2 separate regions of the Homo sapiens genome follow, and region 1 is linked to region 2. A link is a loop called in an ENCODE intact Hi-C map of the cell type or tissue named here. Cell type or tissue: heart right ventricle. All regions are shown on one strand.

Region 1 (8,000 bases), 210 kb after region 2:
TAAAAATAAAAAGGGGTATAGTGGAATATAACACCCCCATTGGAGCTGAAGGGCATTTCATTGGAAACTTAAACATTGATCCAGTGGCTTTGGGAGGCCGAGGTGGGCAGATAACGAGGTCAGGAGATTGAGACCATCCTGGCTAACATGGTGAAACCCCGTCTCTACTAAAAATACAAACAAAAATTAGTTGGGCATGGTGGCGGGCACCTGTAGTCCCAGCTGCTCGGGAGGCTGAGGCAGGAGCATGGCGTGAACCTGGGAGGCGGAGCTTGCAGTGAGCCAAGATCATGCCACTGCACTCCAGCCTGGGTGACAGAGTGAGACTCTGTCTCAGGGGGGAAAAAAAAAATTTATCCAATGGCAAGTTAGCACTAATGATAAATGTCATTTTTCCTTGTTGTATGGATAAAGCTACCTTTCCTTACCTGTTTTTACACTACCTGCTAACTAGCATTGAAGGTATCCTTGGTGACCTTACTACAATCTTAAAAGGACCCTCCACTAAATATTATATGGAAAATTGCATGTTTTAATTTCCTGGTTAGTAGTCTGCTTGTTCTTGGAACTTTTCCTTAGTTGAGACAGATGACTAGTCTCACACCAGGTTAAAGTAGAGCTGCTCACAGATGTCACAAGGATCATCTACAGTGGAAGATCAAGGTTTTGATTGTAGATGTTTTAGCTGTGGTAGAGGCTCGTTAATACTAATGTCAAGATCTATGGATGTTGAGGGCTGGAGATCGTAAAGCTTTCCTAGTTGATGCTTCATAACTGCTGATGCTTTAGTCAGAAAAACAGTTACGGAAAAGTTTTCCTTTACATCAAATCTTGCAGTAGTGGTAGGCATGTTACCTGTAAAATGACACAGCCTTCTTTCCATGAAGGGATAGTACTCAAAGATCATACTCTTTAAAACTTACACCTGTCATGCAAACTGCAAATGTCAGCTGGATATTTTGAAATACTGCAAATGGAAAATGTGTGGTCTTGATTATCCAAGTGGGGACCTGGAATGATGTGACAGGAAATTCCTATATCGTTAAAAGCCTGTGCTTCAGAGAAGTATAATACAGAGGGGAAGAATTATATGGTTTGACCCTGTCCTCACCCAAATCTCATCTTGAATTGTAATAATCCCCATATATATATATATATGTATATGTATGTATGTATGTATATATGTGTATATGTGTGTATATATATGTGTGTGTATGTGTATGTGTGTGTATGTGTATGTGTGTGTATATATGTGTATATATGTATATATGTATGTGTATATATGTGTATATATGTGTATATATGTGTATATATGTATATCCTGAGATGATTCTGAAATATTTCCTGTCGGCATTCCCAGTAAGACTGAACCACAACAGCCTAGAGGCAAGCAGCCCAAGGCTCTGCATATATATATATATATATATATATATATACACACACACCCCCATATATTTATATATACACTCATATGTACACATGCGTGCACATACGTACACATACATACACATACGTACACATATACACACATACATACATATACACACATATACACACATACACACATATACATATATACACACATACATACACATATACATACACATACACATACACACATATACACACACACATGCACACACATACACATACACACACATACACACATACACACACACATATATACACATATATGCACATATATACACACATATACACATATATACACATACACACACACATATATACACACATACACACATGTACACATATATATACGTATATAATATATATACACATATACACATATATACACATACACATATATACACATATACACATATACACACACATACACACATATACACACACATATACACATATATACACACATGTACACACATGGGTACATACATATACATATACATATATATGTATATACATATATACATATACACATACACATATATACGTGTACACACATACATGTATACATACAAGTGTATATATACACATACATGTATATATATGCATGTGTGTGTATATGTATGTGTATGTATATATATACACACACACACACATATATATATATATTTGGTATTTAAGCATGTCCCAAGGATGCAGCTTATTTCTGTTGATGTGTGGCTAGATGTATTCCACTTCCTATGGATTTTGCCATTATTTTATAAAATCTGTTGTCCCAAAGACCCTTCTTCTGCTCTATTGTGTAGGTTTTACAACCTTATAGGGTTTTTCTTAGATGAAGGAATGGGTATGTGCAGACCTATTCTGGGTTCCTACCTCTATTTGGAACACATTTCAGTGTCTTAGCATTTCAAAGCCCCACTCCTGTGTTTCCAGCACAGTACGTCAGGGATGATACAACATCACAGTAGGCACTGCACAGGGGGCATAAAGGCTTGAAGGTGGACACTGCCTGTCTCTGCTTCGCAGCTCCTTGTTCACTGTTGCTCTGTGATACTGGACACTGTGTCTCTCTTGGGCCACAGTGACTTTCTCTCTTGACTCCTTGTGGTGTGGAATATTGGCTGTTTTTGGTTGTGTTCACAGGTATCTCCTTAGGGAGTTTGTTTCCACTTCAGTCCTTGTTCAGCTAGTGATTCTTAGAATAAGGAAGCTGAATTGGACAGTGTCTTGAGAACTTGAGTCATCATGAATGAGGCTGTGTCTGTGCTACCTTGAGCTTTGTTTCAAATCTGAAAGTGTTTCAATGGAATGCAGTTTTTCACAATAATTTAAAGATTGCTTATTTTTTGGTCTAGAAAAACAGGAAGTTTTTCTCGTGTAGAGGAAGCAAGGAGCCCTTGTCCATCTGTGCTTCTGGTGGGAGGTTGAAAATTAGAGAATCATTTTCTTCATAGTCAACATGTATATCCTATATCTACTTGTTGGAAAAGGTTTGCTCAGTTGTCTCTCAGGCATTAGCACAAATAACTGAGATTTAAATTGAACAACGCTCATAATTTTATCTTCAAATAGAGACTTTAAAATGTATGCCTCATTTTATATTCCTGACTTAGATAACTTGATACTTTCATATCAATCAAATGAGAGAATGCTTATTCTTTGTCCTAATTGAAGTATGGAAGAAAATGCTGACGTCTTAGTTTGAATTCACTAAACTCATAATCTGAGACCTGTGCTTGGAAGATTTGTTTTAAGAAGTGATCCTGGAGCCCCAGAGGATGGAGCAGTGAAAGCAGTGGAGATGGGCAGAGCGTTGGGCTGCTTGCCTCTAGGCTGTTGTGGTTCAGTCTTACCGGGAATGCTGACAGGAAATATTTCAGAATCATCTCAGGATGTGCCTCCTAGGAAACGGTGTTCTGGGATTCACTCTCAAACTGACAACCCATTGATCAAGGTTAATCTGCTCTCTGCACAGCTGAGATGGCCCTTAGTGCCTGAGGCTGAGCTGCCTTGGGATAATTTTGGGAAAGCCTTAGGACAATGACCTTGAAGTCATGGGAAAGGGTCCTGATGGGATGAGACAACAGGCATGGTGCTGTCTTCCACTGCTGTGCTCAGAAAAAGGGGGTCTAGAGGATAACACTGAGATTTCCAGTCTCTCACACTTGTCCATACTTCCCGGAGGGATCCCAATGTTCCTGGGTGATATGGTTTGGCTCTATGTCCCCATCCAAATCTCACCTTGAATTGCAATAATCCTCACATGTCAAGGGCAGAACCAGGTGGAGATGATTGTATCATGGGGTTGGTTTCCCCCATACTGTTCTCATGAAAGTTCTCATGAAATCTGATGGTGTTATAAGGGGTTTCGCCCTTTGGCTCTCATTCTTCTCTTGCCTGCCACCATGTAAGATGGGGTTTTTGTCTTCTGCCATGATTGTGAGGCCTCCCCAGCCATGTGGAACTCTGAGCCCATTAAACCTCTTTTAATTTGTAAATTACACAGTCTCGGGTGTGTCTTTATCAGCAGTGTGAAAACAGACTGATACAGTAAATTGGTACCAGCAGAGTGGGGTACTGCTATAAAGATACCCTAAAATGTGGAAGTGACTTTGGAACTGGGTAACAGGCAGAGGTTGGAACAGTTTGGAGGGCTCAGAAGGCAGGAAAATATGGGAAAGTTTAGAACCTCCTGAAAACTCAGATAGCTTTGACAAAAATGCTGACAATGAAATCTAGGCTGAGGTGGTTTCAGATGGAGATGAGGAACTTGTTGGGAACTGAAGTAAAGGTGACTCTTGCTATGTTTTAGCAAAGAAACTGGTAGCATTTTGCCGCTATCACAGAGATTTGTGGAACTTTGAACTTGAGGGAGATGATTTAGGGTATCCAGTGGAAGAAATTTCTAAGCAGCAAAGCATTCAACAGATGACTTTGGGTGCTATTAAAAGCATTCAGTTTTATAAGGGAAACACAGCATAAAAGTACAAAGAAACTTTGCAGCCTGATGCGATAGAAAAGAACCCATTTTCTAAGGAGAAATTCATGCTTAAATTTGTATAAGTAAAGAGCCAAATGTTAATCAGCAAGACAGTGGGGTAAATGTCTCCTGGGCATGTCAGAGGTCTTCACTGCAGCCTCTCACATCTCAGGCCTGGAGGTCGAGAAGGAAAAAACGGTTTCATGGGCCAGTCTCAGGGGACTCTTGCTGTGTGCAGCCTAAGGACTTGGTGCCCTGTGTCCCAGCTGCTCCAGTCTTAGCTAAAAGGGGCCAAGGTACTGTTTGGGCCATGGCTTCAAAGGGTATAAGCCCCAAGCCTTGGCAACTTACACATTGTGTTGAGCCTGCAGGTGCACACAAGTCAATAATTGAGGTTTGAGAACCTCTGCCTAGATTTCAGAGGATGTATGGAAATACCTGTCCAGGCATAAGTTTGTTGCAGGGGTAGAGCCCTCATGGGGAACCTCGGCTAGGGCAATGCAGAAGGGAAATGTGCAGCAGGAGCCCCCACATAGTCCTCACTGGGGCACTGCCTAGTAGAGCTGTGAGAAAGAGGGCCACTGTACTCCAGCCCCCCGGAATAGTAGATCCACCAACAGCTTGCACCATGCCCCTAAAAAAAAGTCAGACACTTGATGCCAGCCCATGAAACCAGATTTGGATGGGTGGAGGGGCTATACCTTGCAAAGCCATAGGGGCAGAGATGTCCAAGACCATGGGAGCCCACCTCTTGCATCAGCATGACCTGGATGTGAGACATGGAGTCAAAGGAGATCACTTCAGAGCTTTAAGATTTGACTGTCCCACTGAATTTTGGACTTGTATAGGATCTGTAGCCTATTGGTTTGGGCCAATTTCTCCCATCCATCTGGAATGGGTGTATTTACCCAATGCCTGTATCTAGGAAGTAACTTGCTTTTGATTTTATAGGCTCATGGGTGGGAAGGACTTGCCTCATTTCAGATGAGACTTTGGACTTGGACTTCAGGGTTAATGCTGGAATGAGTTAAGGCTTTAGAGGACCGTTGGAAGGGCATGATTGTGTTTTGAAAAGTGAGAACATGAGATTTGGGAGGGGCCGGGGTGGAATGATATGGTTTGGCTGTGTCACCAACCAAATCTCATCTTGAACTGTAATAATCCCCACATATCAAGGGTGGAACCGGGTGGAGATGATTGAATCATGGCGTTGGTTTCCCTCTTACTGTTTTCATGATAGTGAGTTCTTATGAGATCTGGTGGCTTTATAAGGTGTTTCTACCTTCATTTGGCTCTCATTCTTCCCTTGCCTGTTGCCATGTAAGACATGCCTTTGTTCCTCCTTGCCTTCTGCCATGATTATGAAGCCTCCCCAGCCATGTGGAACTGTGAGTCTATTAAACCTCTTCTTCATAAATTAACCAGTCTCAGGTATGTCTTTATCAGCAGCGTGAAAATAAATTAATATACTTGGGTTGCCCTTTAGTGAGAAAGGAACGGCATCAGTCCTATTGCAATAGGACTGTTCCATAGCTGAAAATTCTGACATTCATCATCTTTGGATGGTCTTTATCTTTGCATTTAGCCCTGTGAATCCTAATGAAGGCTGGCTTGGTGGGTGACATCTCCCTTGAAACACTCAAGTCTGAATCAGACGAGAGTGAAACGTGTTTGAAACTGGGGTCCTGCTGCATTCACTGCAGTGTTTTACCTTGGTTCCAGGTTATTTTCAACACCAATGATGAACACCGTGAGGAATTCCAAGCCTATTTTGCTTTTGTTTGACAACAGGTGTCTGGGCTTTGTGTGACCTCATTCTGCCAAATCCTCAAGGTCTCAGCATACAGAATTCTTAAACTCATCTTCCTGATATCCTTGCTGCTTATTTGCCATAAGCAGATCTTCTCCATCTGAGTTTTTTTCATGGTCTATGTGAGATTTTCTCCCTCTGGTTACTTTGGGATAGACTTTAGCTCTGATTTCTCTCTAGACATGTCCACAGGCAGCTGTTACATGCACAATGTTTACTTTAAGCCTGGTTTCTCAGATGTTGCCCCAAGAATCACGCACTTGAGCTCGAAAATCTCTGGGTATTCAATATGCTGCCATGGGATTATTGCTTGAAAATTGTCTTCAAGATATATAAACTATCTTAAAGTGGCAGAACTTTCAGGTGACAGCCTTTTCTTTCCCATTGGTTGTGGTTTCTCTGAGAATGAGGACACAGGTGTTTGAACCACAAGTAATGGGCACGGAGGTCACCTTGAACCCAAGTGCCTGACGTCCTACTTTCCACCCTGTTCTGAGGAGCCCCTTGGAACGAGCTGTTTGAGTGACTGAAATGTAAACATTTCTTTTGGTTACTGTGCCTTTTCTTCAATTGAACAGGCAGTAGGAACATAAGTAATTAAAGCAGTTATTTTAATAATCTAGGTCATAGCTGCATCTTCCCTGAGTGCTCCAAGGTGTGCAGAATCTGATATGACCACAGGTTGCTCTTAGGTTGACTCATAGTTGAGCACCTCAGGGAGCCCATCCCACTGAAGGCTGCCCCACCCTGGAGCATGTGTGCAGCAGCTCTTAGTGGCTCCCACAAATCCCTCATGTGATGCAGCAGGGGATGCTCTCAGGCATTGCCATATAAGATTGTGATTATGACTGGTTATATTTCTATAAGATAACCACTGAGTCTGACCAGATGATAGCCTTCCTGCAGTATGTCCAATTTGTTTCTTGTCGTGTTGGGCTGGTGAATACATATCTAGACAGTGGGAGCTCTGTCTGATCCAACATACTAAGGACATGTTGAAAGAATCAGCTGTACCCTTCACAGAAACTTAATCCAATGTGATGTTAAAATATCCTGTCACTTAAGTTACCAGTGGTCACACAAGTTGGGATCTCTTAAGGGCCAGGTGAGGCCTGGGGCTAAGAGTTTGATGGAGCCTCCTATTGGAGCCCTAATGAGAATTGCCCAGCCCCAGCATCCAGTGAGCAGCTCTATACTGACAGGTGCTTCCTCAGGTTCTATCCTGAAAATTCTTTCCTTCAATTGGTTCCATCCACCCAGGATAATAGCACCATTTGGAGATGGCAAACTTCCCAGCAGCCCAGTTTCAGAAACTGGGTCCACTCTCAGAACACCTCATGGCAGGCCGCTGACACTGTGGGGCTGGTACACAGTCCATCCTCTGGCCTGAAATTCCTTCAGGACTTGGCTGAATGTCTTTACCTCTGAATAGAACTGAGTACCAAACTCTTCTGTAAGTGGATGAGGAATAGCTGCCTTATTTTTAGTAGGGCTCATACACTGACACCTTTGTGCAAGGGCCCTGTTTCCAGGGTCACCTCAGGTTAGAGAGCACTAAGGGAATGATTTCATTGGTCTACCTCAAAGATCAGAGAGGAAAGGGTGTCTCCTCTCTCATGCCTGAGTACTGATGTGTCCTCATTGTTAATGATGTGACCTATATCTGCTTCAAACTCCACTGTTTCTTTTTAGAAAGTTTAGCAGATAATATTCTTGAGTCACCCCTTATCTTATAAAGAGCAGGCATTGTTGGTGAGAGATGTATATCTTTGGCAGTTTCTC
Region 2 (8,000 bases):
AATTGTATACTTGGAGTTCCATAGTCACTGTTACCCGCAACCCCACACTTTGTTTTTGTAATTGCTGTTTTAGGGAGAGATTGATTCTACAATGGCTTGTCCTTATGAATTATGGGATGCCAGTAATGTGTTTAATATTCCATATAGAGAAAAATGTAGCTAGAGCTTGGCTAGTATAGCCTGGGGCATTATCTGTTTTAACTGAAGTTGGAATGCCTATGATTGTGTGAAGCCTTGTAAAAGATGCCACTTAATACAGGCAGAAGATTCTCCTGTTTTGACAGGTAGCTTAAAGTGAGAAAATGTGTCTACATATACATGCACGTAAGCTAGTCTCCCAAAAGTTGGGAACATATATGACAGCCATTGGCCAAAGAGAATTAGGTTCCAATCCTCGAGGATTAACTCCTGTAAAAGATGAGGAATGCACCATTTGGCAAGTTGCGCATTGCTGGATGATAGCTTTAGCTTCTTTCCAGGTAATGCTGTATCTGCATTTGAGACCAGAGGCATTAAGGGTTAAATTGTGAAAGTGTATAGTATTAGATAATGCAGTAGCAACTAGGCGATAAGTCATTTGATTGCCTGTGGTCAAAGGTCCTGGAAGGGAAGTGTATGAGCTCTAATTGAGTAATGTAAAAAGGGTGCATTCTATTCCTAACTGCCGTTTGCAGTTGGGTGAATAAAGTAATCAGTTGTTCATCTGTATGAAATTGTGTAACTTAGCATTTTCAATTGGGTGGAGTGAACCACATATGAACAATTAGAAATTACATTGACAGGCATCTCAAGCACTCAGCACCTCAATTACAGCTACAAGCTCTGCTTTTTGAGCTGAAGTATAGGGTGTCTGAAAATTTTTTAATCCAGAATGAGAAGCTTTACCATTACTAGACCCATCTGTAAAAATATATTTAGCACCTTCAATTGGTTTAAATTGTTCTAGGGAGAATCCAATTTTAAAAATTGAAATAATTTTCAAAGTGATCAGGAACACCTACAAAATCAGCTAAATGGGTTTACCAAGTAAGACTATTTATAAAGGCCTGTTGTATTTGTGCCTTTGTAAGAGGGACAATTTTTCCAAGGTCATATCCATGCAATTTAACAATTCAAGTTCTCCCATTTCCTATCAGTAGCAGTTTGATCCAAATAAGGAGTTAAGGACTGCGAATTAGTATGTGGAAGAAAAAGCCATTCTAAGTCTTGGTCTTGGACAATAACACCAGTAGGTGAATGCTGAGTTGGAAAAATCTAAAGTCTTTTTTTGATCTATTCCGTTTGATCTTTATGTATTTGCTTCTCAATTAGCTGTAACTCTGTCTCAGCCTCCTGTAATTGCCAAGGGCTAGCGAGACTAGGATCCTCCTCTAACGATAGAAAACAGGCTACTCATGGCACAGGTAGGAATGCCTAGAGCAGGTCATATCCAATTAATGTCTCCTAGTAATTTTTGAAAGTCAATGTCTTCAATTCCAACGTATGGTTAGTTTCTGTGGCACTATTGTAGTGTCATTTACTAAGCCGTGCTATACGCTCTCCTGGCTCTGCTTTCCAGGGAACAGAAGTAGATACAATAACTTGAATTTCTCCATTGTAATCTGACTCCTGTTTGTACTTGTATTCCTTTTAAACTTAAACTAGACCTACCTAGAAGTAATTCTGCTGTCCCCGCAGGCAGGGGTCCGCTCCTGTTGACACCTTTTGCGGGGGTTCCCCAGGCAGAAGGCTCGCAGCTTTAGTGCAGCATAACTCTGGCGGGTACTGGCTGTGGCAGGGGACAGGCATTGTACAGGGGTGAGAGAGTGGCCTGAGCCAGGAATGACCCGGTTTGGAACGGAGCCTGGGACGGACCCTCATGGCACTTCCCGAAATTGGGTTCTCATCTTTATCAGACTTAGTGACGCTGATTAGCCCAGTGTTTTCCTTTTTTGCATTTTGGACATATTCCAGGCTCAGCAGTTGTTTGCCCCCCCAACTGGGAGCCTGACTTGCTGATTTTTTTTTTTCCCCTGCATTCTTTTTTAGTATTACCATGCTTCCCACAGTTAAAACAAGCTCCAGGAAATGAATATTTCCTTTACCCACTTTCAGTCCTGCCATTGCCTTGGGCTAGCAGGATAACTTTATGCAGATTACCTCTGATACTATCACAAGCTTTAATATACTCGACCAAATGTGCTTTTCCTTTAATAAGTGGCAGAGCAACTTGGCACTCAGGATTGGCATTGTCAAAAGCAATAACTGCAACACCATATCCTGAGCAGCAGAATCTGCAATCGCCTTTTTAAGAGACTCCTGTAACCTGGCTATAAAATCTACATATGGTTCTTTTGGTCCTTGTCTCACAGCACTAAAAGATGGGTATTCTGAAGTGATTTTCCCCAGCTCTAATACGTACTCCTAAGGTGCTCTATGGCATCATCCTGCATGACCACTTGCACATCTAAACCAGCCCAGCCGCTAATCCCCAAAAGTTGGCCTGCAGTTACATAAATTTGAGGTTGGGCCTGGGCAGTGTGAGCAGCCTGAATGGAAGCTTCCTCTGCCCACCAAGTTTTAAGCTGTAAGAATTGAACATGAGTCAGACAAGCTCGAGTAAGAGCCTCCCAGTCAGTAGGGATCACCTGACTGGAGACGAGAACATTTAACAGTCTTATTACAAAAGGAAAACCTGGTCCATACTGATTAATAGCTTGTTTAAATTCTTTAACTTAAAAGGAAGAGGCTCACATGTAACCATAATATTCCCGTTGATCAGGTGGTTGTATTGTCATGGCAACTGCCAAGCATCCATATCACCCTCTCATCTAGCTTGCTGGATTCCTGCCTGAATGTAACTGAGAGCGGTCACTTGAGGCGCTGCTCAGTCACAGGGGCAACTACTTTTCACCCAGTGTCCTCCAGAAGAGATCCGGAGGGGGTCAGGCCACTTTCTTCAAAATGGGTGGGGAGGTGTAGAGGGTTAGGGATAAACATCTCCCTCTGCCGCTTTAGCTGGCAAGCAAACTTGCTCTGTCATCTTCGGTTACTTCATTGTACTCTCCTTCCTGACTTTTTTTTCTCATCTGTGTGGAAAGGTTCCAAGGTGGAATGAACCAGAGCCCACACTGACTAGTTTACAGGAATATCCTCAGCACCATCCTTATATGCCTTTTTCAGTGCACTGCCTACCTTTTCCCAGACCTCTACATTCAGAGTTCCTTGGTCCAGAAACCAGGGGCAATATTTCTCTACCACACTAAAAAGCTGCATAAGTCATCTGGTGCTACCCTTCACTCCTCCTTTTGAGATGCCAAAGCAGACTCAAGCCTCATGTCTGCTCACCCCTTGTCCCATTGTTATCCTGATGCTTCTGAGCTCCCCTTCTTACCCACAGGGATTGCTTAAAGAGTACTCGGGTGTGCTCCAGTGTAGTTCCACGTACTCCAGCCGTTGCTCCAGTGACCTTTCGACTGGAATTCGAGCCCCCCCATTGGGCACTGCTTGCCAAGACCAGCTCGGTTGTGGAGACCCTAAACCAATGGTGCTAGAGGAATTCGACTCAGGAATTAGGGTATAAAGTGGAAATCGGGGGGCTGACAGCCTTGAGAGCTAAGAGCCATGAACAGAGACTGGCCCACACATTTGACAAAGTCAGTGATAAGCATAGTTTTTATAGATAAGCTAAAAGCATTCCTTAGGGGAAACAAAGCATTCTTAGCAAGGAGCAAAGAAACAGGTGCTGGCTTGATCATCTGCAGCAAAAGCATATTAAGGCACAGGCAGCTCCTGCTATTGTTAGTGGTTTGACCAGTTTTCCCTCTCTGGGCAGGCCAGGTTTTCCTAGCCCCCTGCTCCAGTAAACCTCTAGCAGTGTGTGTGATAGCCATCATGATCGTGTCATGTTGCTGCAGAAATCCTGTTTGTGGTGTTTCTTTAAGGCCTGTTTGACAGGGTTAGGGCTTGCTACCAGCACCAGACAGCACAGGGGCCAGTGTGAGATTAGTATGGCTGGGTGAGAAGTCCTGCCAAGGTGCTGGCAGATCTGGGCTGTTGCCAGATGGACTTGAGAGCTCTATTCTGGGAGTAGATTTTTGGCAGGCTTTTTCCAGACTCGAGAGGGCCCTCAGCTGATATATGGTCTCAGTAATGGATCAGGCTCTACCATGTACCATGAAAGTGTCTTATGACCAATTTAGATCTCAACTTCATAGAAAGCTGTCACAATGAACTGAATGTTATGCATAGTCCAGGAGAGGGATTTTTTTCTTGGTCATAAAATGGTTTGTTAGGGAATCATGACTCTTCCCTTGTTATCTAAGTCCTTCAACTTCATACCTGTTACCCGTCTTTGCCTATGACTTAAACTGAAGTGTAGTAAAGTTATGTGCTTTTTGTGGGAGAAGTCCTAGGCCTCTCGCTTAGTGGTGTCCAGGTAGCTACTTAACCCCAAAGAACAATCTATACAATAAGACCTAGACTGGAAACACAAAGTTCTCTGTGAATCTCGTCTGAGATGGGTAATGTGGTGTGAGACCTTATGGCTGACAGGTGTCATAGCCACAGCTGGTTAGTGTCAGTTACTATAGACCCAGAGGTGCGTCTGTGCTTGTGAAATACTTGGAGGGAATTAGTATGTTATTGGCTTCTTTGGTTCCCTTATGCCTTTATGTCATGTCCCTTAATGGAAGAATTTGTACAGCTTTTCCTGTATTAAAAATAAAGAACTGGTATCATAACCTCTCCACACTTAAGGCCCTTCAGGGACTAAGACTTAGGCCTGACCTCAGCTCAGTGGCTGAGCTCATGGATCCCAGCCATGTTGAGCTGCAGAGCTAATCATACAATGCTAGAAGCACACTTGAAGGTGATGCGCCATCACCAGGTGGCTGGGTCCCAAGAGTCATCTTTTGCTGAGAAGCATGTGATGGGAACCTCTGGGCTCTGGGGTGTCTTCTGGGGCAAGCAAGCATTGGGGCAGGAGGTACAATAGTGCCTGAGCTACCCTTTGTACCTTCCTCTGCTCTGAGGATCCTAGACAACTTTGATCCATGTCAATGTCTTACTCGGCTTTTCAGACAACTGTGACCTTGGATTGCCCACTTGGCTATCTGTTATAAGTAAAACTTCCAGTTTGTTCTTTCACTCAATGTTTTGAAATCATTCATAAACTTCTCGGCTGTCATAAGGCCTCAGGAATCATTGGTATGAAGAATCTGGTTAGAGGGTATCGGAAGATACAATGACATAGCCATCAGAATGGAACCTTTAAGTCTGAATTCTTGGCCCTTAGAGCTTGGGCTATAATGTAGCCAGAGATCCATCTCATCCAAAACCAGACTGAAACACACGTTTCCGTATACCACTGTGTCTGAGTGATGCACGTAGGATCGTTTTCTGCTGGGATACGCACTGAACTGACAGCCTTGGTGAACATGAGGGAGATGGATGGACCCCAGTCTCTGCACCTAGTAGACCTTTGGTAGTTTACCCTGTTTCATGAAATGTGTGGCTCAAGTCTAGTTCTTTCACTGCGCACTGACACTGCCAGAAAAGGCCTTGGAACTTTCTGCAGTGGTTGTGTTGTTCATACTGCCTTGTGTGCAGGGGAGACTTAAGATAGAGGAAGGCTGCTCCCCTGACTAAAATGAGGTGCATTCTCAGAGGGGGCACCTGAATTTCCACTGGATGTGGGAAGCATTCCTCACCCAAGTCATACTACTTTAGATCCTGGATCTGAGTCATCCAGGACCCAACACTTGAGGTCTGGCCCCAGTGGAAAGTGATGGGAAGGTTGGTCCTCCAATCACAGCTTGCAAGATGTCCCTATGTGATCACTGTACCAGTGTCCATAGTAGGAGATGTTAACACCCAAACTCATTGTTGCTTATAAAGGTCTGTATATAGACACTAAGGTAAATGCGTAGCAAAAGGGCCAGGTGTTAGGGAACAGGTAGAAGGTGGACCAGTTCTCAGCTCCAGAAAACAAGCTTCAACAGTCATAGTGAGGCATCTGCATGCTTCAACCTGAATCTGAAATACTTAACACACTACCTATGCTCCCAGAATCCTCCAAAGTCCTCAAATTACATGTATATCTGATATCCACCTATCAACTAGATCAGAAACTTTTAATTGGATGCTCCTGTGTAATTTTTCATTGGGGGCTGTCCTGTGCACTGTAGGACTTTAAGCAGCACAATTTACCTTTTCTGCTAGGTGCCCATAGCAATTCCCTTCAACCCCTGAAGGGCTGTGATCAACATCTAGACACTTCTCCCTGGAAAGCAGAATTGACCACTTGAATACCTAACTAGGTTTCAAGAAACCATCAGCTGTCTTGGGGGTAGTTCTCTCATGGCACCTTCATGTGTGGAGTACTAGATGCCTGTGTGTTTTCTCCATGATCTTTGAAAGGTTGGAGAACAGACAATCTGAAGCTGAGCAATGCCTTCACAGAGGTGAACTCTCCCAGAAAAAATCCCTTCAAGGTAGCCCCTAGGGCCTGGGATTTAATTGTTCTCCTTTCCACGTTGAAGAATCCTCTTCACCACCGAGTCTTGGGATGCAATTGGCAGGTCCATACCCTTATGTCTTCACTGTGCGTGTCTTGGCATGGGCTTCTTACTGCTCAAGAGTCTGAATTGGACCATTCCCATAGGCCCCTCCACATATGAGTGTTCCAGATCTCTTCTATGTAATCATCTTCCGGGGTCTGACCAGTCAGTCCATTTTCCAATATATGGGACCAATTATCCTCAAATCCCTTATCCCGTAAGAGATGATCAAGTTTATTGATTGAACTTCTGCCAAATGAGAGGATTTTTTCCCCAATGACGACTTAGGGTGCCCTCAGAGAAGCTTTAGTGTCACAACAGTTTATACTCGGCTATCACATATTGAGTCAATCATCCATAAACCAGAACTTTACCCTTTGCCAGTTGGTCATAGAGATCTCCCCTTGAGGCTACAGGTATGAGCTGACAGATGCAGGTACTACAGAGCTTGAGGATGATGGGAGTCTGAGCCACCTAGTTTTGTGATTTAAATGTAGTTCTATGTTTATTTCCCTCACAACCTTGTTGTGCCCATGGAGCTTCTGCCTCTATGGGTCTCACAACACCCAGATCAGGCTAGGAAGTTCTAAAAGTTACTAGCTGTCTCATGGCCAAGAGCTCAGTCTCCAAGGCTCAGTAACATGGTTGAAGCTGACCTGAAGGGTAATCAGCCTTCTACTGGCAGACTTAGGCTAGAATCTTAATGGTCTGTAGTATTTTTACTAAAGTATCCCCCAGATGCCTCCCATGACCACCTCCTACCATGGATCTAATATGAGAGGCAAGGCAACATTTTAGAAGGCCAAGATTAGCTGCAGGGCCCTCATCTGATGAGGCCTCTTCAAAACTTATACCTGTTGGAGCCCACTAAAAATGGCTTACAGTAGTTAAGTGTGATACGCTGTATCAAATTCACAAACTCCTATTTTGAAAGTACACTGTTTATGGTAGGAGATAATCCAAGGAACTGTCCTTGAATTTGAAAGTTGGAAGTGATGTCCCTGCATGCCCTAGATACTTAAGCATTGTGGATAGACCCCTGAGTCTTGGTAGGCTTTCCCCTCCCTCTGGCACTTGGGTATGCTCCAGAGCACTGGCTGCTTCCTGATGGGTCTGACTTATGCCAATAATAAAGTGGCCCAGCGAGATCTCCTGTGAGATGCCAGCAAAACCAAGACTTCAGCCTATGACATTAGGACAGACCAGTAGAGTTAATACCGCCTGAGGACAAGACAATGTGTATTCCTGGCCTTACCATGAATAAGCCAAACTGAACTTGGAACCTCAATGAGGAGGATTTGAAAGAATGGATTTTCCAGAATGGCGGTAAGCCTCCACTCAATGTCAGAAGTGGTGGTTACTAGCAAAGATACCATAATGTTGCATGATGGCTATGCTAAATCAAATATATGGTAGTTCACTGTCATGTGACATGGAACTCCAAAAGATGAAAACCACAAG

Evidence for each region. Peaks named below come from ENCODE experiments on the same cell type or tissue, not always from the same donor. Only the 100,000 strongest peaks of a DNase experiment are listed, where the experiment ranks them.
Region 1: a loop joins it to region 2, with 2.6 times the contacts of the local background. A loop is called at or near these places in 6 of 110 quality-filtered maps.

Annotation. Positions count from the first base shown.
Region 1 is chr4:10,378,223-10,386,222 of GRCh38, forward strand. No RefSeq gene overlaps it. Among named protein-coding and RNA genes, the nearest start is that of ZNF518B, 75 kb to the right of the region's middle. In heart right ventricle, no CTCF peak of the experiment used is centred here; no DNase peak of the experiment used is centred here.
Region 2 is chr4:10,170,640-10,178,639 of GRCh38, forward strand. No RefSeq gene overlaps it. Among named protein-coding and RNA genes, the nearest start is that of WDR1, 58 kb to the left of the region's middle. In heart right ventricle, a CTCF peak has its summit at 2,834; DNase peaks (open chromatin) are centred at 2,888 and 4,022; H3K27ac peaks cover 2,685 bases.